Regions from separate parts of the Homo sapiens genome. Here region 2 is linked to region 1. Evidence: read pairs that join two places in POLR2A ChIA-PET (ENCODE). Cell type or tissue: IMR-90. All regions are shown on one strand. Links, peaks and the distances in the headings refer to the core of each region. The heading gives the core; the rest is flanking DNA. Region 1 holds the start of TNNC2 (troponin C2, fast skeletal type). Region 2 overlaps SYS1-DBNDD2 (SYS1-DBNDD2 readthrough (NMD candidate)).

Region 1 (15,106 bases), core at 652-8,651:
TATTTATTTTGGTTTCTAAATAGTTTCCAAGTGATGTCATTGCTGCGGTCTGCTTAAGAACAAAATTTAGAGCAATGTTCTTAGAATGTGGTCCTTCCAGCAGCAGCAGCATCACCCGGAACTTGTTAGGCAAATTCTTGACCCCAAACTGCCCTCCAGGTTCTGAAGGTCTCCCACGGTTGAAAATCACTAGGTTAGCGGATACTGGAGAAAACCAGAGCTCAGAACCTGGCACTAAATTAGTCAATATATGCTGGCCAGGGCCGGGTGTGGTGGCTCACTCCCTGTAATCCTAGCACTCTGGGAGGCGGAGGCAGGAGGATTGATTGCTTGAACTTAAGAATTCAAGACCAGTCTGGGCAACACAGTGAGACCCCCATCTCAAATAATAAATTTTAAAAGAAAAATAAATAAATCTTGGCCGGGCCTGGTGGTTCACATCAGCAATCTCAACATCTTGGGAGGCCAAGGTGGGAGGATCACTTGGGGCCAGAAATTCAAGGTTATAGTAAGCTTATCACTCCAGCCTAGGCAGCAGAGTAAGACCTTATCTCTAAAAGAAATGTTTCGAATACTAACTGTGGTGGATGTGTTTTCATCTGCCATGTGGTCCTTGGTCACGGTGTTTGGTACCTTAGATGGCCACATGGCCTGCCTTGGGCCAGTCACAGGTCTAAACTGTAGTTCAGATTCAACTGGTGTTGTCTGGAATTAATCACTGGGAGAGAGTAAAGTTATTTTACTAATGGGGTTGCTAAAAGAGAAGGGAGTCAGTCTCAGCTGCTGGGGGAGCCCGCTGCAGACGGAAGAAAGCCAAGTAGAGACAAACAGCTGGGAGTCGGAGAGATGACATTAACTGAGACTCTGGCCTCCAGTTCATGCTTTGCCATCCCAGTTCGATAAACTAACAAATCCCTTTTTGGTTTAAGTCCGTTTGATTTAGATTTCTGGCACTTGCAACAGAAAGAAGCCTGGTCAGGAAGTATTTGAATTTCTGGTTATTATGATTCCCATTTTATTGAATTCCTACAAGACAAAGGCCCTCTGCTTGGGGCTGGGGACAAAACAGGGAAAATACAGCTCTGCCCTTAAAGAGGCTGGAATTTGGGGGACAGACAGGCCCATCAACAGCGGGGACTGCGGAATAAGTGCCATACAGCCCAGTTATTAAGCTCAGACCAGTCTGGGCACGGTGGCTCATGCCTGTAATCCCAGCACTTTGGGAAGCCAAAGCGGGTGGATCACCTGAGGTCAGGAGTTTGAGACCAGCCTGACCAACATAGTGAAACCCCGTTTCTACTAAAAATACAAAAAATTGGCCAGGCATGGTGGCGAGTGCCTGTAATCCCAGCTACTCGGGAGGCTACGGCAGAAGAATCGCTTGAACCTGGGAGGCGGAGATTGCAGTGAGCCGAGATCGTCCATTGCACTCCAGTCTAGGCAACAAGAGCAAGACTCCATCTCAAAAAAAAAAAAAAAGAAAAAGAAAAGCTCAGACCAGGTAAGCAGAACTGTTTCAGGATCCTGGCTCCACCTCCATGTTGCCCGTAAACATGTAGGCAGTTACATTTAACCTCTCCGTAAAATGAAAATACTGGTACCTACCTCATAAGACAGTGGAAGGACCTTAGAACAATGCCTGGCACATAGTAAGCACTGAATAAATGTTGGTGCTGAACTCACATATTGCTATGTAAGTTCACAGGTGGAGCACCCAATAGAATAGGAGGGTCAGGGAAAGGTTTTTGGAGAAGGAAATTGAGCCCTGAGGGAGATGCACATTCCTTGGATAGCAAGAAGTTCAGGAGTATGTAAGGAGAGGAATACAGAGCTAGGCGTGGTGGCTCACGCTTATAATCCCAGCACTTTGCAAGGCTAAGGCGGGCAGATCACCTGAGCTCAGGAATTCAAGACCACCCTGACCAACATGATGAAACCCCATCTCTACTAAAAATATAAAAATTAGCCGGGCATGGTGGCAGGCACCTGTAGTCTCAACTACTCAGGAGGCTGAGGTAGGAGAATCGCTTGAACTCGGGAGGCGGGGGTTGCAGTGAGCCGAGATCACGCCACTGCTCTCCAGCCTGGCTGACAAGCACAAAACTCTGTCTCAAAAAAAAAAAATAATACAGGATGGGGAAGTCGCATAGATGTCAGGTCATGATAGGCTGGAAGGCCATATTAAGGTACTTGGGCTAGCCTTGGTAACAAAGTGAGACTCCATCTCTACAAAAAATAAAATAACTAGGGGCTGAGAAGGGAGGATCACTTGCACCTAGGAGTTCGAGGCTGCAGTGAGCTATAATTGTGCCACTGCACTTCAGCCTGTGTGATAGGGAGATTCAGTCCTTAAAAAAAAAAAAAAAAAAAACTTGGACTTTATCTTGAGGCAACAGCCAGCTAATGAAGCCTTGAGCAGGGCAGTGACGTGATCAGATTTTTTTTTTTTAAATTTATTTTTTGAGACGGAGTTTCACTCTTGTTGCCCAGGCTAGAGTGCAATGCTACGATCTCTGCTCACTGCAACCTCTGGCTCCCGCATTCAAGCGATTCTCCTGCCTCAGCCTCCCAAGTAGCTGGAATTACAGACATGTGCCACCACACCTGGCTAATTTTGTATTTTTGGTAGAGACGGGGTTTCTCCATGTTGGTCAGGCTGGTCTCAAACTCCCGACCTCAGGTGATCCACCCGCTTTGGCCTCCCAAAGTGCTAAGTTTACAGGCATGAGCCACCACGCCTGGCTTATGTTATTTTTTAAGACAGAGTCTCACTCTGTCACCCAAGCTGGAGTGCAGTGGCGCAATCTTGGCTCACTGCAACTTCCACCTCTTGGGTTCCAGCGATTCTCCTGCCTCAGCCTCCCAAGTAGCTAAGATTACAGGCATGTGTCTGGCTAATTTTTACATTCTTAGTACAGAGGAGGTTTTTCCATGTTGGCCAGGCTGGTCTCAAACTCCTGGCCTCAAGTGATCCGCCTGCCTCGGCTTCCAAAGTGCTGGGATTACAGGCATGAGCCACAGCACCCAGCCTCCATCTCTATTTTAAAATATGTATATATTTCAAAAAAAAAAAAAAAAAGACATCCAGGTAGAACCAATAACAGGTAGATGGCATCAGAATTAAGAGCCTTGTTCCCGTGCACACCACATAGCACATGGCGATACTACCTAGGTTATTATCTGGGTGCCTGTGTACTTCACCTCCCTAGGCCTTAGTTTTCCAACTGTAAAATGGAGATAACAACATCTGCCTCTAGGGATGTTATGTGAGTGAATGAGACAATGTCTGTAAGACATAGTATACAGTAGGCACTCAGTAAATAGTAATGATTACCAAACCCCAGCACTGATCCTGGCTGGAAATAAAAACAGAAAAACATGAATAGGACAAAAGAGGAAGAGAAAAAGACAGATGGAGAGGAAGAACTAAAGCAATGAGTAAGGTGACAATAGAGGCTGGGCACGATGGCTCATGCCTATAATCCCAACACTTTGGGAGGCCAAGGTGAGAGGATTCTTTGAGCTCAAGAGTTTGAGACCAGCCTGGGCAACATAGTGAGACCCCATCTCTGCTAAAAATAACAAAAACTAGTGGGGAGGGGTCACCCATTTATAGTCCCAGCTACTCGGGAGGCTGAGACAGGAGGATTGCTTGAGCCCGGGAGGTCAAGGCTACAGTGAGCTGTGATCACCTACTGCACTCCAGCCTGGGCAACAGAGCGAGACCCTGTCTCATTTAAAAAACAAAACAGAAGGCCAGATGTGGTGGCTCATGCCTGTAATCCCAGCACTTTGGGAGGCTGAGGCAGGCGGATCACCTGAGATCAGGAGTTCAAGACCAGCCTGGCCAACATGGCGAAACCTGGTCTCTACTAAAAATACAAAAATTAGCCAGGCATGGTGGTGGACACCGGTAATCCCAGCTACTCAGGAGGCTGAGGCAGAAGAATTGCTCGAACCCAGGAGGCGGAGGTTGCAGTGAGCTGAGATCGCGCCACTGCACTCCAGCCTGGATGACAAGAGCGAAACTCTGTTAAAAAAAAAAATGCTTGCTATGTGCCAGGCACTGCTGTAAGCACTTTGCACACACTAACTTCTTCTCACAACCCCGTGTTTACTATCACTATCCCCATTTTACAGATGAGGAAACTGTGGCACAGAGTGGTTTAGCTTGTCACAGGCAGTGAGCACTCACACACAGGCATTCTGTCTCTAAAGCTAAACTACCCCTACACTTAATTAGCTGCCATCTGATACCTGTTGTATACGAATTGCTATGGCAGCAAATAGCCAGTGAGGGCAAGGTTCAAGGGAGGAGATGGTAGTTGAGCTGGGTCTTGTAGGTTGAAGAATCTGCCAGCTTATAAGAAGGACAAGGGCATTCCAGGGAGGGCAAACAGCATGTGCAAAGTACCAAGGGCTTGAAAATGCACCCCAGGTCCATATCAGGAATACATTGCCCAGTGTGGCTGCAGCCCTGTGAGGACTATGGGAAGAAAGAGAGGGAGGGAGGGAGGGAGGGAAGGAATTTGGATCTCATTGTAGAAGCAGTGAGGAGCCTTGAACTACTTTCAACAGGGCAGTGGCCAAGTCAGATATTTTAGCTCGCTGCTGCTGATGGCCCTCTGTAGAGCGCACTGGCAGAGACCAGGTGGAGGCAGGGATCTGGGGTCAAATGATGAGATCAGAATCTCCTTAGTGGGTGCCTCCACCCTCCCCTACAACCACCAGTACAATTTGAGGAGTAAGCACTTGGAAGAACAGAAGAAGTAAAAGGTCGAGCAGAAACAATGCTGCCTGGCATGGATGGGCACCTACTTCCCCTCTCCCCAGCTAGGGAGCCTGCAGAAGGTGGCAGCTACGACAACATCTAAGACGCAAACGTTCCAGAAAAGGATGGTGGGGAAGTGAGGGAGCTTCCCGGCTCCCCAGGGTTCTAGCCTCTCCCACCCCCTCACCCTACCTGCCGTCTCAGGACCCCTCCGCAGTCCGCCGGCTCACCCTGACTCAACTCCAAGCCCCTGCAGCCTCCTGGAGCCACCACTGCCTGTCCGCCAAGCTGTGCACGCCCAGCGCCAGCTGTCAGGAGCCGGCTGCAAACCTGCAGAGCGAGTCAGCGCCATCGAGCACTCGCAGCCGCCGCCTCGGGCTCCAGGGCCCAGCTCCCTTCCACATCCCGCCGCTCAGACAGCCTCTCCCGGGGATCCCCAAGGGTGCTCCGGGTGGTGCCAGCCGGGATGGCGCCCTGGACCACAGCCCTTGCGACCTGCTGTCCTCGGCTCTCCCCTCATTCAGGCCACGAGTTTTGGAACATTTGCTTTTATTCCTTCCAGACAAAGACCCACAAGGGGTCGCGCCTCCCTGGTGGGGACCCGGCAGGGCGGAGTCTCCCACACCCTAGGGACACGCGATCTTGGTAGAGGCGACTGTCCACTCCTTACTGCACGCCCTCCATCATCTTCAGGAACTCTGAGGGAAAGGAGAGGGAGAGGGTCAGGGGTCCCACTGGGGACGCAGAGGCCAGGCCAGGGCTCCAGCCACACAGAGGGGATGACTTTTTGTTTTTGTTTTTGTTGAGACAGAGTCTCACTCTGTTGCCAAGGTCGCCAAGGTCTGTCACCCAGGCTAGAGTGCAGTGGCACAATCATAACTCATTGCAGCCTTGATCTCCTAGGCTCAAGCGATCCTCTTACCTCAGCCCCCGGAGCAACTGGGACCACAGGTGTGCCACCACACCTGCCTTTTTATTTTATTTTATTTTTTGTAAAGACAGGGTCTCACTATGTTGCCCAGGCTGGTCTCGAACTCTTGGCCTCAAGCAATCCTCCCACCTCATCCTCCCAAAGTTCTAGGATTTTACAGTCCTGAGCCACCACGCCCCCCTGCCTGGTCATTAATTGATAAACTGCACAGAGTCGTGGAGCGCTTCTATACCTGCCCCCAGGAGACTATGGGGAACTTGGTGAAGTTACGCCCAGCCCAGCCCACAAGGCCAAGGACACTGCACCGGAGCCAGGCACCAGTGCCCGCCGTCCTCTGGGGCTCCCACCCGCTCTTCCCAAGCTCCCGTTGGCCCTCACCGTCGAAGTCAATGCGGCCGTCGTTGTTCTTGTCGCCGTCTTTCATCAGAGATTCGATCTCCTCGTCCGTCACGTGCTCCCCGGAGGCCCTGAAAATCTCAGCCAGCTCCTCCGGGTCGATGTAGCCGTCTGCATTCCTTCAGGTCCGAGGGACAGGGCAGGGCTCAGGGCCGGGGCGAGCTGCCCTGGCCACCACACTCGACGCCCCGCTTCCGCACTCCCAACACGGGGAAGCTTCCAGCGCTGCCGGCCGGGTTCTGACTGCTAAGCCCCTCCCTCGGCTCCCGGGCCCCCAGCGCACCTGTCGAAGATGCGGAAGCACTCGGCCAGCTCCTCCTCGCTCTTCCCTTTCGCGTCCTCTTTCATCTGGCGCACCATCATGACCAAGAACTCCTCGAAGTCGATGGTGCCGCTGCCTGCGGGCAGCAGGTGGCAGACTGAGCCTGAGCCCAGCCGCTGCCGCCTCTCCCCACCATCCCCTGCCTCCGAGGGACACCCGCTCACCGTCCTCATCCACCTCCTCGATGATGGCGTCCAGCTCCTCCTTGGTGGGTGTCTGGCCCAGCATCCTCATCACCGTGCCCAACTCCTTGACGCTGATGTCCCCACCACCATCAGCATCAAACATGTCAAAGGCAGCCTTGAACTCTGCGAGGGAGGGCAGAGGGCAGAGGTGAGGCCTGCTGGACTGTCAGCCTCACACCTACCCCCCCCCAACCCCCACCCTGCCTAGAGGCCAACATGTCCCCAGCATACATCCACCCAGCCCCCAGCCTGCCGCGCCTCACTCACCAGCGATCATCTCTTCGCTGAGGTAGGACCTGGCCTCAGCCTGCTGGTCCGTCTGCAGGAGACACAGAGAAAGTCTGAGCTGAAGAGGCAGCCCCAGAGCAGTTCCTCACCTCAAAGCCATTCTTCCCAACCCCCACTCTGTCAGCGCCCTTGGTTCTCCAGAAGAACAACTTCAAACTTGTCACATAATTGTGTGCCCGCACAGCACCCAATCACAGTTTTGTTTTGTCTCGTTCTGTCACACATGCTGGAGTGCAGTAGTGTGATCATAGCTCACTGCAGCCTCAACCTCCTGGGCTCAAGCAATCGTCCCACTTCAGCCTCCTGAGTAGCTGGGACTATAGCATACACCACGCCTAATTTTTAAAATTTTTTGTAGAGATGGGGTCCCACTATATTACCCAGGCTGGTTTTGAACTCCTGGGTTCAAGTGATCCTGCCACCTCGGCCTCCCAAAGTGCTAGGATTACAGGCTTGAGCCACTGTGCCCAGCTTCTGACCCCAGTTTTTGTTTTTGCTTTTTGTTTTTGTGACAGTCTCGCCCTGTCGCCCAGGCTGGAGTGCAATGGCGTGATCTCGGCTCACTGCAACCTCCACCTCCTGGGTTCAAGCGATTCTCCTCCCTCAGCCTCTCGAGTAGCTGGGATTACAGGCATGCGCCAACACGCCCAGCTAATTTTTGTATTTTTAGTAGAGACGAGGTTTTACCATGTTGGCCAGGCTGGTCTTGAACTCCTCACATCAGGTGATCCGCCCACCTCGGCTTCCCAAAGTGCTGGGATTACAGGCGTGAGCCACCATGCCCGGCCTGACCCCAGTTTTTTTTGTTTGTTTGTTTTGTTTTGTTTTGAGACGGAGTTTTGCTCTTGTTGCCTAGGCTGCAGTGTAATGGCACGATCTCAGCTCGCCACAACCGCAACCCCCACCTCCGGGGTTCAAGCGATTCTTCTCCCTCAGCCTCCCGAGTAGCTGGGATTACAGGCATGCACCACAACGCCCGGCTAATTTTGTATTTTTAGTAGAGATGAGGTTTCTCCATGTTGGTCAGGCTGGTCTCGAACCCCCTACCTTAGGCGATCTGCCTGCCTCAGCTTCCCAAAGTGATGGGATTACAGGCGTGAGCCACCGCGCGCAGCCTGTGACCCCAGTTTTGAGCAAAAGAGAGGAGACAACAAGTTAAGCCCAAGGCCTTCTCACTTGTCAATTGAAGGCCAAGTCGGGAACCCCCCCCACCCCCCAGTGACCTTAGGCACGTCAATTAGCGTGCCTTCATCTTTTCTCTGTAGCTTTTCAGGGATGAGATATCAGGGGTGTGAAAGGGCTTTGTAAAGGGCTAGCACCATTCCAGCACTATTTTCCAGTTTTCTGCAGCTCCTAATGGTGCCCGGTACTTTAATAGTTGCTCAATAAAATGTTTGTTCTCAAATAAATAATAATGCAACACAAAGTTATTGAGTACTTGCTGCATGTCAGGCCACAGATCAGGCACTGGAACCACAAAGAAGAGATAAAAGACACATCATCCCGCCCCTCAGAGAACTGGCAGAGTCGGAGGCTGTCAGCTTCCTTCTTAGGATTCAGTCATTGGAGAAAAGGCCCCTCATGGGGGGCCGAATGTGATGGAGGCCTTGACATGAAAGTGAGATTTCTGCAGGGGTTTCCACGTCATATCCAAGCCAGGCCATCTGGGTCAGAGGCTTTGGATTGAGGCTGGCAGTGAGGACAGGGTGAGGCTTCCAAGGAGCTCTTCAGCCAGCTGGCCACCAGTGCTCCTCCTTCTCCCCCTCCTTCCTCTCCTCCTCTTTCCCTATGCCAGGAGGGCAGGCTATTTTTAGTCAGGCATGGGCAACAGCAGCTGGCCTCTGGGATCTAGTTACTCCTTGAAGTGAAGTGGGGAGGGGGATCTCAGACCAAAACAACAGCTCCAAATCAGAAGCCCTCTCTAGGAGAGCGGAGTCTCTCTAACTCTGGTCTGTCATCTTCTGCCCCTTCCCATCATCCTCAGGGCTCCCAGAGCCCTGCATCTGAGCAGGCCCCACGCCCTGCCGGCCTCCCGTCTTCTGGAGGAGGCTTTCTTCTCTCCATGATGATAGGAGGGTTTGGCCAGGCTTCTGGCTCACCCCTGCCACTGGCCTGCTGGGTGACTCACTCTGACCCCTCAGAGTCCCCACTGTGTGAAGGAAACAAGCTAAGAGCTCTTCACAGGTCTATGAATGACACTGCTGGAAGTTTCCAGAAGTGAGTAGGCAGTCAGCAAGCCTTAAGGATCAATCTCTGGAATATCCCAGCCCTCCCCTTTCAAGAAAAGTCAAAGGCCTTCCTCCAAGACACCTGGGTTCCAGGAACCTCCATGCTCCAACCTCAAACATCCAAGTTACTGCCCCACAGAGCACCCAGGCCTGGCCTGAAAGGGGTCCAGAGTGCTCCCGTGAGTAAAGGCACAAAGTCCCCTCTTGTCCTTACCATGGTTGCTGGTGACCGGGACTCCTCTGTTGCAGGTCGCCTCCTTTGCACTCCACCACCCAAAGATGACCTGGCCTGCTCTAGCCCCCGGGATTTGTAGGGGCACCCTCCCCTCCCACCTCCCTGCTCCCCAGCACTGGAGACCCTGCCCAATCAGATCCTGGGGTCAGCGAGTCCCACCCCTCCCACAGTCTGAACCCATTACCTAATTTAGCCAAGGGCCCTTGCAGAGAAATTTAAGCCTCCAAGCAGGTGGCAGGCCTTGACGTCCTAGATTCTTGTGAGGAAGGCCTGCCCTGTTCCACTGCCTTGGAGTCCCCCCGACCGAGGAAGCACACTGGCTCCAAGATGGTAAGGATGATCAGAGTAGTAAAGGGTGAGGCAGCATGGTAAAATGGGGAGAGTACAAGCCTTGAAGTCCAAAACCCAAGATCCAAGGCCAGCCTCTGCGAGTTGTGTGACCTTGGGCCGGTAGCAGTGCCTCTCTGAGCCATTTCTTCATCTGTGGGATTGGACCTGTCTGTGGGGTCTCCCTCACAGAGAGACCATGGTAAATGGGAACCCGGGTATAAGTCACCTAGCTTGTGCTGGGTACACAGCGTTGGTGCTTGGCAAGAGGAATGTCCCGTCTTTGAACCATGGTAAGGGGCAGGGGATAGGAGGAGAAAGTGACAGGTAGGCCACTGTTTACTGAACCCCATGACGTGCCACACACTGTGCTAAGCATTTTAACATGATCTCATCTAGTGCTCCTCCTATGAGGTAGCAACGATTATCCCCACTTGACTGCAGAGCTTTGTAAATTATAAAGGTCTATACTCACTCTGTCACCAAGGCTGATGTGCAGTGGTGCTATTATAGCTCACTGCAGCCTCTATCTCCTGGGCTCAAGTGATCCTCCCACTTCAGCCTCCCGAGTAGCTGGGACTAGAGGTGCACCACCACCCCTGGCTTTTTTTTTTTTTGTATTTTTATAGAGATGGGGTTTCACCATGTTGCCCAGGCTGGTCTCGAACTCCTAGGCTCAGGGGATCCTTCCACCTTGGTTTCCCAAAGTGCTAGAATTACAGTCATGAGGCACCATGCCCACCCATGTTGATGATTCTTATTATTAATCCTGACTGGAGGGAAGTTGGGACAGACAGTCCTTGGGGCACCTGTCCAGATGGAAAAATGTATGGAGGGATGGAGGAGAGGAGGATGTGCATTTGGAGGAGAAATAATCATTGAAAGCAAAGATCCTTCTCTGAAAGTTACCTTCTCCAGGGAAAGGGTGTTTGGATTCACTTTTTTTGAAGTAAGGAGTAGGCAGGGGAAGGTTCTTTAAGTGGTAAAAGGACAGCTGGCCCCTTCCTAGAGCTCAGTGAAGAAATCTGGTCATCTGGGGAGTAAAGGGGTGGGCAGACCAAGTCCAGAGGGAGCCCAACCTGAGAATCCACAAGGTGCAGGCTGGGCACTGGGGAGTAGGCAAGGCTTGTAGACAGTGGCTACGTGGACAGAAAGAGCACCAAGACAACCGATAGCAGGCTCTGGGGCCAGGAAAGGGGGGCTGGACACCAAGGAATGCAGATGGACAGTGGCAACTGGGCTGCCCCCTTCCCCTATATATAGACATTCCCAAGGAAAGCTCAGCAGGGCTGGGCCAAGCTAAATAAGGCCTCCCCCAGGCAGGCAGGGTGCCAAAGGGTGAGGGAGACCCATGGGATTCCAATTTAGTTTTTATTGTTTTTTGGTTTTTTGGGGTTTTGTTTTTGAGACAGACTCTCACTCTGTCACCCAGGCTGGAATGCAGTGGCACAATCTCGGCTCACTGCACCCTCCGCCTCCTAGGTTCAAGTGATTCTCATGCCTCAGCCTTCTGAGTAGCTAGGATTACAGGCACATACCACTACGCCCAGCTAATTTTTGTTTTTGGTTTTTTTTTTTTTTTTTTTTTGAGACAGAGTTTTGCTCTTGTTGCCCAGGCTGGAGTACAATGGTGCAATCTCGGCTCACCACAACCTCCGCCTCTTGGGTTCAAGCAATTCTCCTGCCTCAGCCTCCCGAGTAGCCGGAATTACAGGCATGAGCCACCATGCCCGGCTAATTTTGTATTTTTAGTAGAGACAGGGTTTCTCCATGTTGGTCAAGCTGGTCTCAAACTCCCAACCTCAGGTGATCCGCCCACCTCAGCCTCCCAAAGCACTGGGATTACAGGTGTGAGCTACCACACCCGGCAAATTTTTTACTTTTTGTAGAGACAAGGTTTCATCGACCGGGCACGGTGGCTCAGGCCTGTAATCCCACCACTTTGGGAGGCTGAGATGGGCGGATCACGAGGTCAGGAGATCGAGACCATCCTGGCTAACACAGTGAAACCCCATCTCTACTAAAAATACAAAAAAATTAGCCGGGCATGGTGGTGGGCGCCTGTAGTCCCAGCTACTTGGGAGGCTGAGGCTGAGGCAGGAGAATGGTGTGAACCTGGGAGGCAGAGCTTGCAGTGAGCCGAGATCACACCACTGCACTCCAGCCTGGGCAACAGAGCAAGACCCCGTCTCAAAAAAAAAAAAAGTTTCATCATGTTGGCCAGGCTGGTCTCAAACTCCTGACCTCAAGTGATCCGCCTGCCTCAGCCTCCTAAAGTGCTAGGATTACAGGCATGAGCCCCTGAGCCCAGCCTTTGTTCTTTTGTTTATTCAAGGGATTAGGTAAGGCCCAAATTGCTTAATGTAGCCAAGCAAGGTCCCATTGGCCCTTCTAATCTCACTCCTTCCCTCCACATCATGTTGCTGTCTGCTCTGATCAGACTTTAAAATACTGCTCTAGGCTGGGCACGGTGGCTCATGCCTGTAATCCCAGCATTTTGGGAGGTGCAGGCTGGCAGATCACGAGGTCAGGAGTTCGAGACCATCCTGGCCAGCATGGTGAAACCCTGTCTCTACTAAAAATACAAAAAATTGCTGCTGGGTGTGGTGGTGGGCGCCTGTAGTCCCAGCTACTTGGGAAGCTGAGGCAGAAGAATCACTTGAACCTGGCAGGCGAAGGTTGCACTGAGCCAAGATCATGCCACTGCTCTCCAGCCTGGGCGACAAAAGGAGACTGCATCTCAAAAAAAAAAAAAAAAAAAAAAAGACTACTCTAAACACCACCTTCTATGAACCTTCAAGCCTTTGCACATGCTGTTTTTTTCTGCCAGAAACTCCCATCTTTCCTCTCTTCATCTGTCTACTTCCCTATCATCTTTCTAAGCTCTAACATCACTTCCTCGGGGATCCTTCCCCCACTGTGTCCAGACCAGGGAGTCCAAGGTGGTCTCTAGTAGTTTCCTCAATCATAGCACTGAGCATACCTTATGCTCACAACCCATTCTATGTTCTACAGATCATCACATTTCCCAGTGCTCAGCACTTGCTATGTAGCAGGTGTTCAACAGATATTATATTCTACATAAGAATAACTGAACTGGATGGTATTTAGTTCAATATAAGGGGGAACTTCCTAATAGTCATAGTTGAACAATAATGGGAACAGGTGGCCTCAGGAGGTAATGAGCTCCGTATCACTGAGTATACCCAAACAGGAGCTAGATGACCATTTCTCAGGGAGGCTGTAGGGAGATATCCATACAGAATTTAAGAATGGGGGCAGTGGCTCACACTTTTAATCCTAGCACATTGGGAAGCTGAGGCAGGTGGATCTCTTGAGCCCAGGAGTTCAATACCAGCCTGGGCAACATGGCGAGACGCTGTCTCCAATTAAAAAATTAAAATAAAACAAAGAATGGTGGGTGGTAGCTCATACTTGTAATCCCAGCACATTGGGAGGCAGAGGTAGGAGGATCTCTTCAGGCCAAGAGTTCAAGATCAGCCTGGGCAACATGCAACCCCACCTTTACAAAAAATAAAATACTAGCCAGGCATGGTGGGCACATATCTGTAGTCCCAGATACTTGGGAGGCTGAGGTGGGAGAATCACTTGAGCCCAGGAGTTTGAGGCTGCAGTGAGCTATGATCGCACCCCTGCACTCCAGCCTCACAACAGAGTGAGACTCTGTCTCTGAAAGAAGAGGCCGGGCACGGTGGCTCATGTCTCTAATCCCAGCACTTTGGGAGGCTGAGGCAGGTGGATCATTTGAGGTCAGCAGTTCGAGACCAGCCTGGCCAACATGGTGAAACCCCATCTCTACTAAAAATACAAAAATTAGCCGGGTGTGGTGGCACATGCCTGTAATTCCAGCTACTTGGGATTACTTGTAATTCCAGCTACTTGGGATTACTTGAGGCAGGAAAATCGCTTGAACCCAGGAGATGGAGGTTGTAGTGAGCCAAGAGTGTGCCATTGGACTCCAGCCTGGGTGATGGAGTAAGACTCTGTCTCAAAAAAAATAAAATAAATAAAAATAAATAAAAAAGGAAGAAGAAGCAGGAGGAGGAAGAAGGAAGCAAAAAGAAGAAGAAATAATAATAGTGGAGAATGCGCAACCTTCAGATCTCCTAGTTCTGACTGTTTATATGACCCAGCATAAGCCCTTCCCCTCACTAAGCCTCAGACTACCTATCTGTAAAATGGAGGTGATAGGCCAGATTTCTGAGGGGCCCTCCTGCTCTAACAACCCATGGTTTCATGAAGACCAGCTTTGTGCCCAGACATGTAAGGCATATACCGAAGGACAAGTTATTTTTTAACCAATGGTTGGTGAATGAGTGAGTGTTGAATTAATGAATGAAGTATGCCTTTTTTGTCCCAATATCTTGCCCATAAGCCAAATGAAGAGTAATTCGAGGTTTGAAATTGTGCAAACTGGCCAGGCACAGTGGCTCACGCCTGTAATCCCAGCACTTTGGGAGGTAGAGGCAGGTGGATCACTTGAGGCCAGGTGTTCCAGATCAGCCTGGCCAATATGGTGAAACCCCACCTCTACTAAAAATACAAAAATTAGCCGCATGGTGGCACATGCCTGTAGTCCCAGCCACTCAGGAGGCTGAGGCAGGAGAATTGCTTGAACCTGGGAGGCAGAGGTTACAGTGAGCCAAGATTGCATCACTGTACTCCAGCCTGGGCGACAGAGCAAGACTCTGTCTCCCTCTCTAAAAATAAATAAATAAATAAATAAAATTGCACAAACTTAGGCTTAAAATCCCAGCCCCTCTATTTCCCAGATGTGGATCTTGGGGAAGTCACTTTGCCTCAGTTTCTTCATCTTGAAAATGGACCATTAATGTCCAGTTACAGCCTCTTCCCCAGGACGCTGTGAGGGAGAGATGTGACAGTAAAGTGCCTAGAGCAGGATGTAGAAAGTGGACCCTCAGAAAATAAGAACCCCAGCCTTTCTGCTCACATGGGAGGGCAGGGAGCTGAAATACCTTCTGCTTATCCCAAGGCATTTTCCCCCACCCTTCTCTCCTGTGCCACTCAGAAAGGGTAGGAGCTACTTTGGAGAGATTTTGATTTTATTTATTGTATTGTATAACTATCAAAATCTGCCCTAACAACTGATACCTAGGCTTTGTGACAGGAAGCCACAATAACTTTTTCTTGACCTGCAGCTGCCCTGCGGATAAAAGATAAAACAAAGCTGGGGAGCCACTGAGATTATCAGGCCTGCTGCACAGGAAAAGGGCAGTATGCAGCAGGGGACCTGGGCTCCAGGCCCCATACTCAGAAACCTCTGAGGGAGGCAGAGGCAGGTGGATCACTTGAGCCCAGGAATTCGAGACCAGCCTGGGCAACATGGCCAAATCCCATCTCTACAAAAAATACAAAAATTAGCTGGGTGTGGTGGCGAACGC
Region 2 (14,197 bases), core at 6,198-14,197, 420 kb before region 1:
CATTAATATTCTCAGTTTCATATTTGGACCAGGCTTTCCTGGCAGTGCCCTGTATTTGAGTTTTGCTAGGAAGCCATTTTTAAATTTTACTATCATCTGCTATTTGGAGAGGATAAGCATTTTCTAAATCATGAAGTCTTAGCTCTTTCATGTTTAACATTCTTTCCTTTTAAAAAGTTCAGCGTTTTTCAACTCGAGCCCTATTGATATTTCAGCTAGGATAATTATTTGATGTGTGTGTGTTTGGTGGGGGGATTGGGGTGGTTTGAGGGGGGCTGCCTTATACATTGTAGGATGTTTAACAGCATCCTTGGCCTCTGCCAACTAGATGGCAGTAGCAACCTCCCCAGCTTTGACATCTAAAAATGCCTCCAGACATTGCCAAATATCCCTTGGGAGGCAGTGTCACTCTCACTGGAGAGCTCTTGCTTTAGTTTATCCCTTTGCTCCTCCCTTTCACTATAGGCAGCAAGAAGAAAGCAGGTGGCGCCTTTAACATTTTGCTTGGAAATTGCTTTACTTAGATCATCAAATTCATTAGGCACATTTTCTGTTTTCCACTTTATTGAAGGCAACAGGGTTGCTAATTTTTGTGTCACAGTATAGTTTCCAATAATATTTACTTCACTTGTCTGGGTATGGTGGCTCATGCCTGTAATCCCAGCACTTTGGGAGGCCGAGGCAGGTGGATCACCTGAGGTCAGGAGTTCTGGACCAGTCTAAACAACATGGTGAAACCCCACCTCTACTAAAAAAAAGCCGGGTGTGATGGCATGCACCTGTAATCCCAGCTACTTGGGAGGCTGAGGCAGGAGAATCACCTGAACCTGGGAGGCAGAAGTTGCAGTGAGCTGAGATCAACAAGAGCAACACTCTGTCAAAAACAAAACAAAAAAACAACAAAAAAAACCCCAAAAAACAAAAAAACAGAAAAACAGTATTTACTTCACTTTCCTGCATACCCTCACTGCACCTTATCTAAGGGCCGAGGCTTCTTTAACAGCTTCTTCAAGGTGCTTTAGGTTTTTACTATACTCTTCTCAAAGTCCAATTCTAATGCCACTCCTGCATATTAGAGTACTGTTACAGCAGTACTTTACCCAGTACCAAAATCTTTCTTTTCCCCTTTAAAAATTTTTTTCTTTATATGTTCCAATGAACAGAATTTTAATATGTTACCTATTGCTGCATAATAAACTATCCCAGAATTTAGCATCTTAAAACAAGAAGTATTTACTATCTCAAAGTGCTTGAGTATCAGGAATCCAGGAGTGGTTTAACTGAGTGGTTCTGCCTAAGTTTCCCATGAGGTTTCAGTCAAACTGCTGGCCAGGGCTGTAATTATCCCAAGATTTTACTAGGGCAATTTTATCAATTTCCATACTCAATCATGTGGTTGCTGGCAGGCCTCAGCCTTCATGGGCTCTTGGCCGGAAGCTTCCTTTCCTTGCCATGCGGGCCTCTCTATAGTGGCTGTTGACAAAATGGCAGCTTGCTTCTCCCAGAGTGAGTGACCCCAAAAATAGAGTACACACTAAAGACAGAAGCTGTAGTCTTTTTTTTTTTAATTTGAATTTTAGAAGTGACATACCATCATTTCTGGCATATCCTGCGGGTCACATAGGTAAACTAATGGTGGCAGGAGGCAGACAGGTTCCTAGGTGGGAAGGGGTGGGTCCTTGGTGAAACCCCACCTTCAAGCCAGGGATGACCTGAAGCCTGACAGCCAGGCCTCCAGTTCTGTGTGGAGTCCACTACCTAAAGTGAGAACTTCCTTGATGCCTTTTGGCCAATCAGATGGTGCTTTTTCCTGACCCGGCCAGATTCATGGACTCGTTGGGACTACCTGCCTGCAGATAGGAGCTACCCACTTTGGGTCTCCTCTCCTCTGAGAGCTGTTTGGTCAGCCGATAAAGCTGTTCTCTGCCTTGCTCACCTTCCAGTTGTCTGTGTAACCTCATTCTTCACGGATGCTGGTCAAGAACTCAGGACCTGCCAAATGCGGGAGTAAAAGGAGCTGTAACACTTTCCTGGCCGGCTCGCTGAGGTGCAGGTGGGAGCTAAAGGGGCTGTAACACGTTCCTGGCTAGCTCGCTGAGGTGCAGGTGGTGACACGTTCCTGAACTGCTGGAGTGAAGAGTGGAGACCCTTCTGGAGGCCCAGACCTCGGGATTCTCCGAGCCAGAGCGGTAACACACTAGTTCTCCTGCCCTCTGCCAGCGCCAGGCTGCCACCCCATGCAACAGGAAGCAGTGGCGGGGCCAGGCCAGCCCAGGAGCCACAGGCCGGAGCAGGGTGGCAGGACTGAAAGAGCAGTAACACAAATGGGCTGAAACTCCACCCCCTGAAATACAGCACCCCCACCTCGCTGAGCGGCTGCCGGTGATGAGAAAGAGAGAAGAGCTGCAGCCCTTCTGGGGGCCCAGATCTCGGGGCTCCCTGAGGCAGGGCTGTGACATGCTGTAACACCCTCTTTGGGGCTCTGCAGTTCCTGGTGTCTCAGAGCTTTCAGGTGCCACTGCGTTCCCCTGGTCCAGACGCTGGTGCCTATAGCAGAGGTCGCTTGGGGTAGGTCTGGTCCAGCCAGAGCCTTGCATGGAGCTGGTGCCTGTGCCAGTGCCTGGAGCTGCTCACGTGGCTGCGGCAGCTTGTGTGCCTGGCTCTGTGTGGTGACTGGACCTCACGCTTGCTCACACACCCCCCCACCACTCCATGCCTGGCTTACCCTTGGTAGGCATGGGATCCGGGCTGCACTAGCCAAGCACAGCCTGCCAGGTGAGTGGGCAGAACGAGTGGGCACAAGCAAAACTCCAGCAGAGGCACCACCAGCCACAGAGGTTTTGCACTGACCAAGTGACACCCAAAGGATCCCGTGACATAACCTTGGTACAGTGTAGGAGAGGACTGCCCGGATGTACATGATAGGTGGTAAGGAACATTGGGAGGTGTTTTGTGGCTGACTGTGGCCACAAAAATTTCCATTTTATTCCATCCAATATGTTTTTCTTTTTTTCTTTTTCCTTTTTTTTGTTTTAGAGTCTCGCTCCGTTGCCCAGGCTGGAGTACAATGGCGTGATCTCGGCTCACTGCAAACTCCGCCTCCCAAGTTCAAGTGATTCTCCTGCATCAGCCTCCCAAGTAGCTGGGATTACAGATGCATGCTACCATGTCTGGCTGATTTTGGTATTTTTAGTAGAGACGGGGTTTCACCATGTTGGCCAGGCTGGTCTCGAACTTCTGACCTCAAGTGATCCACCCATCTCAGCCTCCCAAAGTGTTGGAATTACAGGCATGAGCCACTGCACCTGGCTGTTTCTTCTTCTTTCTTTTTTCTTCTTCTCTCTTCTTTTTTCTTCGTCTTCCTCCTCCTCTTCTTCTTTCTTCTTCTTCTTCTTCGACTGAGTCTCGCTCTATCACCCAGGCTGGAATGCAGTGGCATGATCTAGGCTCACTGCAACCTCCGCCTCCTGGATTCAAGTGATTCTTGTGCCTCAGCCTCCCAAGTAGCTGGGATTAGAGGCACCCACCACCACGCCCAGCTAATTTTTGTATTTTTAGTAGAGACGGGGTTTCACCATGTTGGCCAGGCTGGTCTTGAACTCCTGACCTCAAGTGATCCGCCCGCCTCGGCCTCCCAAAGTGCTGAGATTACAGGCGTGAGCCACCACACCCGGCCTATTTTATTATTTTTTTGAGATGGGGTTTCACTCTGTTACCTGGGCTACAGTGCCGTGGTGTGATCTCGGTTCACTGCAGCCTTGACCTCCCAGGCTCAAGCGATTTTCTTGCCTCAGCCTCATGAGTAGCTGGGACTACAGGCATGCACCACCATGCCTGGCTAATTTTTGTATATTTTGTAGAGATGAAGTTTCTGCCAATGTTGCCCAGGCTGGTCTCAAACTTGTGGGCTCAAGCGATCCTCCCAGCTAGTCTCCCAAAATGCTGAGACTACAGGCATAAGCTCCTGTGCCTGGTTCAACACTTTTTTTTTTTTTTTTTTTTTTTTTGAGACAGGGTCTTGCTCAGTTGCCCAGGCTGGAGTGCGGTGGTGGCATCTCAGCTCACTGCAACCTCCACTTCCCAGGATCAAGTTATCCTCCTACCTCAGGCCTCCAAATAGCTGGGAATACAGGCATGAGCCACCATGCCCAGCTAATTTTTATATTTTTTGTAGAGACGAGGTTTTGTCATGTTGCCCAGGCTGGTCTCAAATTCAAGGTCAAGCGATCCACCTGCCTCAGCCTCCCAAAGTGCTAGGATTACAGGCCTGAGCCAGTGTACCCAGCCATGTATTTTCTAATATCCCTTGGACTTCATCTTTGACTCATGTTTTATTTTGAAGTATTGGGATTGTTTTTCAGTTATCTTTCTGTTATTATTTCTATTTAATTCTGTTATGGTCATACAACATAATTTAAATTCTTCTAAATTTGTTGAGGATTGTTTTTGTTGCCCAGAATATGATGAATCTCTCATTGAATGTTGTATGTGCAGTTGAAAAGAATGTTTATTCTGCTGTTGGTGGGTAAAGTGTCATGAATATAATTAGGAGAAATTAATGATAGTGTTAAGGTTTTCTATATCCTTGCTTTTTTGGTGTACTTATTTTATTGATTATTGAGAGAGAAGGGTTGAATTATCTAGGTGCAATATAGATTTTTTCTGTTTCTTATTTCAGGTCTACTGGTTTTTACTTCATATATTTTTGAAGCTCTGTTGTTAGTATATACACTCTTATGACTGTTAAGTCTTCTTGGTGAATTGAACCTTTTATTATTAAATAATACCACTTTTCCTCCCTGGTAATAGTCCTTCTTAAATCTACTTTGTCTGATATTAATACTGTCACTCCAACTTGCTTGGTTTCATGTTTGTATGGTGTGTCTTACTCCATTCATTTTTTTTTTAGGGATCCAATTCCTCTACACATCCTTTTACTTTTAACCCATATATTTCTTTATATTTAAAGTGGGTCTTGTGGACAACATATTATTGCCTCTTACTTTGCTCCCAATCTGCTAATTTGTCTTTTAATTGATTGTCTTTTTACTGATACACTGGATTAAAATCTATCACCTTGTTATTTGTTTTCTAATCTTTCATCTGTGCTTTTTTTCTTTTTTCTTCCTTGATTTGGATTATGTTTCGAAAAGGAAAACTCCCAATCTCATGGGTGCTGCAAGTAGACAAGATGTATTGCATCTGATTGAAATAGTTTATTATTCATAGCACAACAAACAGTGTGAACATCAGCATAGTTGTATTGGTTCCCCTGGTCCTACATTCAACAGATGATGCAGTGAGCCCAGATGCATGGTATTCACACAGTGGGTTTGCATTGTAGCTGAGGGACCTAGGCCCAGCACTTTTTATTTTATTTTATTTTATTAATTAATTAATTTATTTGAGACAGGGTCTCACTGTGTTGCTTAGGCTGCTCTCGAATTCCTGGACTCAAGTGATCCTCCTGCCTCAGCCTCTCAAAGTGCTGGGATTACAAGCATGAGCCACCACGCCTGGTCCCAGGACATTTTTATAGCAAGCAGTAAGCAAGCCTGCCTTGGTCTGAGAAATGATCTCACCTCTCAAAACTCTAGCTGTACTAACAATCCTGAACAAGGACCCAGGTGAAAGAGAGGTCTGGGCCTTGTGATCTTGACATACTCAGCAAGACACGTTGGACACAAGTGGCCTAGGGAGGAAGCCTCCCAACATTAGAAAAAATTATTATATGTACTTGTTTTCATGTTCAACAGTCATTTTAAAAAATAAATTTTATTGTATATGTTTAAGGTATACAACATGATGTTATGGAATACATAGATATAGTAAAGTGATTACTATAGTGAAGCAAACGAACATATCCATCATCTCACATAGTTACCTATTCCAGCATTTTTATGATTCCATTTTCTATTATTGGCTTGTTACTTACACCTCTCTAAAAAAATTTTTTTAGTGGTTGCTATTGAATTTACTATATCTTTAATCAGTCTATCTTCAAATAATGTTATACCACTTCTTATATATCATAAGGACCCTTTAACAGCATATTTCCCATTCCTCCATCTCCTCATTTTTACTGTTGTTATTGTCATACATTTCACTTTTATATATGCTATGAGGCCACAATGCATTGCTTTAGTAAAGCAGTTACCTTTTAAAGTGAGTAAAAATGAGAAACAATGTCTCTTATATTTACCTTTATTCTATCTGTTTCCAGAGATCATCATTTCTTTATGTAGATCCAAGTTTCTCTCAGGTATCATATTTCTTCTGCTTACAGAACGTCCACTGGTAATGAATTTTCTCTCTCTCTTTTTTTTTTTTTGATCTGAAAAAGTGTATTTCCTTCATGTTTGAAAGATGTATTTGCTAGGTATAGAATTCTGGATTGGCAGTTTTTTGTCTTTCAGCATTTTAAAGATATGACTCTATTATCTTCTGGTTATATAATTTCTGATGAGAAGTCTTCTGTAATTCTTTGTTCCTCTGTAGGGAGTGTGCCTTTTTCCTCTAGATGCCTTCAATATTTTCTCTTTATCTTTGGTTTTCAGCAATTTGAATATGATATATTAGGTTGTGTTTGCATGTGCTTCTTTGTTGTGTTTGTATATTGGCATTTAATCTTTTCTGGATTCTGTGAGTTTCTTGGCTCTGTGGTTTGATATCTTTCATTATTTTTGGAAAATTATTAGCTATTATATCTACAAATAAATATTGTATCTACATATATATATTTTTTTTTCTCTGTTTCTTCTCCTTCTGGGATATGAATCACTTATATGTTAGCGCTTGGATATTTGTTCTGGTTTTTGTTTGTTTGTTTCACTCTTTTCTTTTTCTGTTTCAATTTGAGTATTCTCTATTGACCTATCTTCAAGTTCACTGGTTATTTCCTCAGCTATGTCGAGTTTACTGATTGATATAGTTTGGTTGTGTCACCACCCAAATCTCATCTTGAATTGTGGTTCCCATAATCCCCACGTGTCATGGGAGAGACCAGGTGGAGATAATTGAATCATGAGGGTGGTTCCCCCATCCTGTTCTCATGATAGTGAGTTAGTTCTCACAAGATCTGATGGTTTTATAAGGGGCTTCCTCCTTCCCCAGGCACTTCTCCTTGCTGCTGCCACATGAAGAAGGACGTGTTTGCTTCCCCTTCCACCATGATTGTAAGTTTCCTGAGGCCTCCTCAGCCCTTTGGAACAGTGAGTCAATTAAACCTCTTTTCTTTGTAAACTACCCAGTCTCAGGTATGTGCTTATAGCAGTGTGAGAACAGACTAATACAGTAAACTGGTATTGGTAGAATGAGGTGCAGCTATAAAGATACCTGATAATGTGGAAGCAGCTTTGGAACTGGGTAGCAGATAGAGGTTAGAACAGTTTGGAGGGCTCAGAAGAAGAAGGAAAATGTGGGAAAATGTGGAACTTCCTAAAGTCTTAGAGGGCTCAGAAGACAGGAAAATGTGAGAAGGTTTGGAACTTCCTAGAGACTGTTGAATGGCTTTGACCAAAATGCTAATAGTGATATGAACAATGAAATCTAGGATGAGGTGGTCTCAGATGGAAATGAGGAACTAGCTGGGAACTGGAGTAAACTTCACTTTTGCAATGCAAAGAGACTGGTGGCATTTTACCCCTGCCCTAGAGATCTGTAGAACTTTGAACTTGAGAGAGATGATTTAGGGTATCTGGCAGGAGAAATTTCTAAGTGGCATAGCATTCAAGAGGAAGCAGAGAATAAACTTTTGGAAAATTTGCAGCCTGATGATGTGATAGAAAAGAAAAACCCATTTTTTTCTGGGAGAAATTCAAGCCCCTTACAGAAATTTGCATAAGTAACAAGGAGACAAATATTAATCACCAAGACAATGGGGAAAATGTCTCCAGGGCATATCAGAGACCTACACAGCAGCCCCTCCCATCATAGGCCCAGAGGCCTAGGAGGGAAAAATGATTTCCTGGGCCAGGTCCAGTGCTCCCTTGCTGTATGCTGCCTCAGGACTTGGTGCCCTGCATCCCAGCCACTCAAGCCATGGCAAAAAGGGGCCAAGGACAGCTCGGGCTATTGCTTCAGAGGGTGCAAGCCCCAAGCCTTGGCAGCTTCCATGAGGTATTGGGCCAGCAGGTGTGCAGAATGCAAGAATTGAGGTTTGGGAACCTCCGCCTAGATTTCAGAGGTTGTATGGAAATGCGTGGATGTCCAGGCAGAAGTCTGCTGCAGGGGCGGAGCCCTCATGGAGAACCTCTGCTAGGGCAGTGCGGAAGGGAAATGTGGGGTCAGATCCTACACACAGAGTCCCCACTGGGGCATTGCTTATGGAGCTGTGAGAAGAGGGCCACTGTCCTCCAGACCCCCGAATGGTAGATCCACCAACAACTTGCACTGAGTGTCTGGAAAAGTTGCAGACACTCAATGGCAGCCATGAAAGCAGCAGGGAGGGGGTCTCTACCCTGCAAAGCCACAGGGGTGGAGCTGCCCAGGGCTGTGGGAGCCCACCTCTTGCATCAGTGTGACCTGGATATGAGACCTGGAATCAAAGGATATTATTTTGGAGCTTTCAGGTTTAATGACTGTCCTATTGGATTTCAGACTTGCATGGGGCCTGTAGCCCCTTTGTTTGGGCCAATTTACCCCTTCAATTTCTCCTATTTAGAATGAGGGTATTTACCCAATGCCTATAACCCCATTATATCTAGGAAGTAATTAACTTGCTTTTGATTTTACAGGCTCTTAGGTGGAAGGGACTTGCCTTGTCTCAGAAGAGTCTTTGGACTTGGACTTTTGGGTTAATACTGGAATGAGTTAAGACTTTGGAGGACTGTTGGAAGCACATAATTGTGTTTTGAATTGTGAGGACATGAGATTTGGGAGGGGCTGGGGCAAAATTATATGGTTTGACTGTGTCCCCACCCAAATCTCATCTTGAATTGTGGTTCCCATAATCCCCACATGTCATGGAAAGGACCAGGTGAAGACAGTTGAATCATGGGGGTGGTTTCCCCCATCCTTTTCTTGTGATAGTGAGTTACTTCTCATGAGATCTGATGGTTTTATAAGGGGCTTCCCCCTTCGCTGGGCACTTCTTGCTGCTGCCATGCGAAGAAGGACGTGTTTGCTTCCCCTTCTGCCATGATTGTAAGTTTCCTAAGGCCTCCCCAGCCCTGTGGAACTGTGAGTTAATTAAACATCTCTCATTTATAAATTACCCAGTCTCAGGTGTGTCTTTGTAGTAGCGTGAGAAAGGACTAGTATACTGATAAGCCTGTCAACAGCATTCTTCAAATCTGTTATATGTATGTGTTTTTTCTTATTTCTAGCATTTCTCTATGTCTCTTTTTTTGTAGTCTTCATATTTCTGCAAAAATTCCCCTTTTGTTCTTTCATATTGTCTACATTTTCCACAAGAGCCTTTCATATTCACGTATTACTTATAGTTGTCTTAAGTTCTGTGTCAGATAATTACAGCATCTGCATCTTGCACCTGGTCTTGCTTTCTCTCTCTCTCTCTTTCTCTTTCTCTCTTTCTCTCTTTAATATAGAAACAGGGCCTTACGATATTGCCCAGACTGGTCTTCAGACTCCTGGCCTCAAGCATTCCATCTGCCTTGGCATTCCAAAGTGCTGGATTATAGGTATAAGCCACCACACCTGGACTGCTTTGTCTCTTGACAGTAGGTTTTTTTGGTATTTTAAAAGTTGTGTGTGTGTGTGTGCGTTGTAATTTTTGTTTGTTTGTTTTTGAGATAGAGTTTCACTTTTGCCAACCAGACTGGAGTGCAATGGTGCGATCTTGGCTCACTGCAACCTCTGCTTCCCAGGTTCAAGCGATTCTCCTGCCTGAGCCTCCCAAATAGCTGGGATTGCAGGCACCCACCACCATGCCCAGCTAATTTTTGTATTTTCAGTAAAGATGGGATTTCACTGTGTTGGCCAGGCTGGTCTTGAACTCCTGACATCAGGTGATCCATCCACCTTGGCCTCCCAAAGTGTTGAGATTAGAGGCGTGAGCCACTGCACCCAGCCTGTGTTGTAATTTTTTATTGAATTTTGGACACAGTGCTTATAATAGTAAGGACTGAGTTCATTATTATTTATGCCTGGAAATTGTCGTATCTCTTCTTCTCTTAGGCCATTAGTGTGGGGGATTCAGTCAGTTTTTTCAGGAGTTGAATTAGGTTTGAGTTTTGTTGTTTCTATGATTACTTCAGTGTCTATATCTCCTACAAATTTTATGTAGTCATGCTAGCTATATTGGGTCTTTAGTAATTCCATAAAAATTTTGGCCTGGCATGTTGGCTTACACCCATAATCCCAGCACTTTGAGAGGCTGGAGCAGGAGGATCACTTGAGGCCAGGAGTTTGAGACCAGCTTAGACAACATAGCAAGACCCTATCTCTAACAAAAAATAATAATAATAATAAAATAAAATTAGCCATGTGTGGTGATGTGCATTTGTAGTCCTAGATACTTGGGAGACTGAAGTGGGAGGATACCTTGAGCTTAGTGAGTCATGACTGCACTACTGTGCTTCAGCCTCTGGACAGTGTGAGACCTTGTCTCTGAAAAATAAAAACATAAACATTAGCTGAACTCTTCTAACCTACTTGTAAGGAGAGCTTGTCTTTCTCTTGCTACACAACTGAGTGAGTGCCTGCATCCCGTCACTTCCTGGAGGCTCCTGTCCTTCTTTGGAATGCTGGTTAATTGGTTGCTCTGCAACCTTAGGTCTCTGATAAGTTTGACAAAAGTTGTGATTTTGTAAATTACCCAACAATTTTTAAAAACTGTTATTAGTTTGATAATGATGCTCTTCCCAGGTTTCTGCATCCTAGATGGAAGCCGGAGTCTCAAGCCGTCTACCTTTTCACGGTGCTATTCAACGTTTTGGCCACCTACTCCTGGCCTGCTGCTTGGGTCTTTCTTTTGGGTGACACCCTTCCAGTTTAGCCCCCTGAAATATTTTCAGGTTAGATGTTTCCCCCTCTCCATTCCTTCTTTATGGCAAATATCTGACAAAGAGAAGGGACAGAGGTTCCTGATCTTTCTTCATCTTGGGCTCAAAATAATCCATGGAGTCGTGTTCTGAAGGATACATCTGGGCCAGGCGCAGTGGCTCACGCCTATAATCCCAGCACTTTGGGAGGCTGAGGTGGGCAGATCACTTGAGGCCAGGAGTTCAAGACCAGCCTGGCCAACAGGGCAAAAACCCCCCTCTACCAAAAATAGAAAAATTAGCCAGGCATAGTGGAGTGCACCTGTAATTCCAGCTACTCAGGAGGCTGAGGTGGGAGAATTGCTTGAATCCAGGAGGTGGAGGTTGCAGTGAGCTGAGATGGTGCCACTGCACTCCAGCCTGGGCAACAGAGCAAGACTCTGTCAAAAAAAAAAAGGGATACATCTCTGAAAATGGGGACATGACTGGGAGTGAGCTAAGCTCTTATCCACTGTACTCCTGACTTGGCCCTCATTTTCTGTGCTAGAAAATTAGATGAAGTATCTACTCTATCCATTAATGAGAAATAAGAATCAAACCAACCCAATGAAATAGTTCTTAGAAGATGAAAACTACAACAGGATAAAAGGGGAACAGGCACAGGATAAAAGGGTTGTAAGCACAGTCTCTAGAGGCAGTCTACCTGGGCTTAAATTCCAGGTCCATCACTTACTAGCTGTAGGGCCTGGGACAAGTTCCTTCACCTCTCTGTATCTCAACTTCTGTATCTGTAAAGTGGAAACAGCAAGAGGATTAAAAGGGTTAATTTTTGTAAAGCACTTATAATAGTGACTGGCACATAATAAGCTCTGTGGAAGTGTTAACAATTAGGGCTTACTTCCTATAATTTCAGAAATTTGTGGAAGACAGCAGTTCCCTCCCTTTCTCAGAACCCATTACCATCAAAACAGCTAACGATTACTGAGCATTTCCAAAGTGCCCAAGTCCTGTAACTAACCATTTTATATAAATTATCTTATAAGAGGGAGGGATTAATTATTCCTCTTTAGTAGGTAAGAGATCAAGGATCAGAGAAGTGTTTACCCAGCTGGCTAGAGGAATCAATAGGTTTACAACCCAAGAGGGTCTGACTGTATTGCCTGTGCTCTTAACCATTGCATTTGTTGCCTCCCACAAACTAGTTTCCATGCTTGTAAACTAGTGGGAAAATTGCATGCTGTATTTATCTCACAGGGTTGTTTTGAGATCCCAATAATGTTAAGAGGCAGTGCTTTAGTGTACAGAGTGCTGGTCCCCTGACAGGGAAACCTGAATGTGTCAATGATTTGTTCACACTTCCCTCCCTCTGCACATGCCCTTCTCCCTCTTTTCTGCTTGTTGAACTCATGTCTTCAAGACTTAGCTCAGATATCAGCGTCCAGATTTTATTCTAACAGTGGAGGAATTTAGGCAACGCCGCGTGGCGGGGGGGTCGAGGGGGGCACACCAGACTTGTGTTCTGAAATGACAGCTGACTTGTAATGCAGGGAATGGAGTGTAGCCGGGCCAGAATGAGTACAAGAAAACCAGATAGGGCCGGGCGCGGTGGCTCACGCCTGTAATCCCAGCACTTTGGGAGGCCGAGGCGGGTGGATCACGAGGTCAGGAGATCGAGACCATCCTGGCTAACAAGGTGAAACCCCGTCTCTACTAAAAATACAAAAAATTAGCCGGGTGCGGTGGCGGGCGCCTGTAGTCCCAGCTACTCGGGAGGCTGAGGCAGGAGAATGGCGTGAACCCAGGAAGCGGAGCTTGCAGTGAGCCGAGATTGCGCCATTGCAGTCCGCAGTCCGGCCTGGGCAACAGAGCGAGACTCCGTCTCAAAAAAAAAAAAAAAAAGAAAAGAAAACCAGATAGAAGGTTACTGCATTAGGAGCCCAGGCGGGAGGTGGTGGGGCAAACGGAAGGAATGGTGGACTGGAAAGATATTTAGGAAAGAGAATCGACAGGAAATGGAGGTGTATTTTAATATAGGCAGCGAGGGAGAGGGAGGTGGCAAGGATGACTCCTAGTTCCTGACTTGCTCGCGGATGTTTGTCGAATGAATGATCCAGTGACCCCAAGGCAGAAGTATCTCAGAGAGATCCCCCCACTCCCCTCCCCGCACCCGTCACCACGCTGCCTTCGGAGCTCTGACCGTAAGGGGGTGGATGGAAGGCAGGAGGAAGGGAATGGCCACGGAGTCTTGGTCCAGGAGCTGCTAGACTGGACACTTCTAGCACTGGTCTGAGCCAGGAGACGCTGCGAAAAGAGGGCAAACGTTTCTCCTCTCGCAGTTGCCGCCTCGCCCCTCCACCCCCGCCTGGCCAGCAGCGCAGCGCCCCTCTTAGCACCGTGGAGGTGCTGGCTCCTTGCCGGCGTCGGGGGGCGCGGCGTAGCGGCCCACCCTTCCAGCTCTGACCCGCCCGGCCGGCCCGGCGCCCACCCCGCCCAGTGTGCTTGGTAGGTTGGGCGGCGGCTCTGTCTAGTCCCAGAGCCAGGAATCAGGGGCAGCCGGGCGAGTCCCAGGGCAGGGGTCCTCCGCCGCCTTGCACCTGCCCTGCTGGGCGGCACCGGGTCAGTGCCCTGCCCCCTCCTGCGGGTCCCAACTCTCTCTTTCCCATCGTGCGTCCTCTGGAGAAGTGCGCGCGTGTAAGTGTGGCGAGTGTGGCCAAGGGTGCCGGAGGCAGGGTTCGGGTGCGTAGTCGTTGCGTGGGCGCTGCCCAAAAGGCGCAGAGCATCAAGTGTGCGTGGGCAGAACCGGCGCGGGCGCCCGCCGCGGGTCTGCGCGGGGCGGGGGCGCAGCAAGTGCATCCGAGCGAGCGGAGACTAGCGCACCGGCGTCGGTGGCGAGGGTGGTGCAGAGGAGTCCGGCTGGGCGGAGGGAGGAAGGATGGGTGCGGGTAACTTTTTGACCGCCTTGGAAGTACCAGTAGCCGCGCTCGCAGGGGCTGCCTCCGACCGCCGGGCGAGCTGCGAGCGAGTGAGCCCGCCACCGCCCCTCCCCCACTTCCGCCTCCCGCCTCTTCCTCGTTCCCGGCTCCCAGGGCCCGTCGGTCCCCCGGGAGCCCTGGAGGCGCAGCCCCACCCCGGCCGGCGCGGCTCGCTCCCACGCCCCCGCCGCGGCCTCGCTGGAGCGGACGGACTGAGTCAGAGGGGGCGCCAGCGCTGCAGGTAGGGGCTCCGGCGGCGGTGGGCGCAGGTGCCGCGGTGGA

What was found. Peaks named below come from ENCODE experiments on the same cell type or tissue, not always from the same donor. Only the 100,000 strongest peaks of a DNase experiment are listed, where the experiment ranks them.
Region 2: POLR2A ChIA-PET joins it to region 1 with 13 read pairs; 3 of 35 experiments call an interaction of 5 or more read pairs at or near these places.

Annotation. Positions count from the first base shown.
Region 1 is chr20:45,817,911-45,833,016 of GRCh38, forward strand. It overlaps TNNC2 (troponin C2, fast skeletal type), which reads right to left and starts at 9,402. Exons shown (of 6, transcript NM_003279.3): 1 at 9,336-9,402; 2 at 6,873-6,924; 3 at 6,585-6,728; 4 at 6,382-6,496; 5 at 6,081-6,217; 6 at 5,304-5,469. The coding sequence starts at 9,338. The coding sequence ends at 5,438. RefSeq lists enhancers at 705-1,353, 2,650-3,297. In IMR-90, for the core only: a CTCF peak has its summit at 6,522 (motif pointing right); no DNase peak of the experiment used is centred there; H3K27me3 peaks cover 158 bases.
Region 2 is chr20:45,392,577-45,406,773 of GRCh38, forward strand. All of the region lies in intron 3 of SYS1-DBNDD2 (SYS1-DBNDD2 readthrough (NMD candidate)), which reads left to right. LOC107985404 (a long non-coding RNA gene) reads right to left here. Exons shown (of 5, transcript XR_007067608.1): 2 at 13,538-13,856; 3 at 13,141-13,244; 4 at 6,203-11,731; 5 at 1,912-1,992. It also overlaps a transcript of DBNDD2 not described here. Among named protein-coding and RNA genes, the nearest start is that of DBNDD2, 8.6 kb to the right of the region's middle. In IMR-90, for the core only: no CTCF peak of the experiment used is centred there; a DNase peak (open chromatin) is centred at 10,545; H3K4me3 peaks cover 1,184 bases.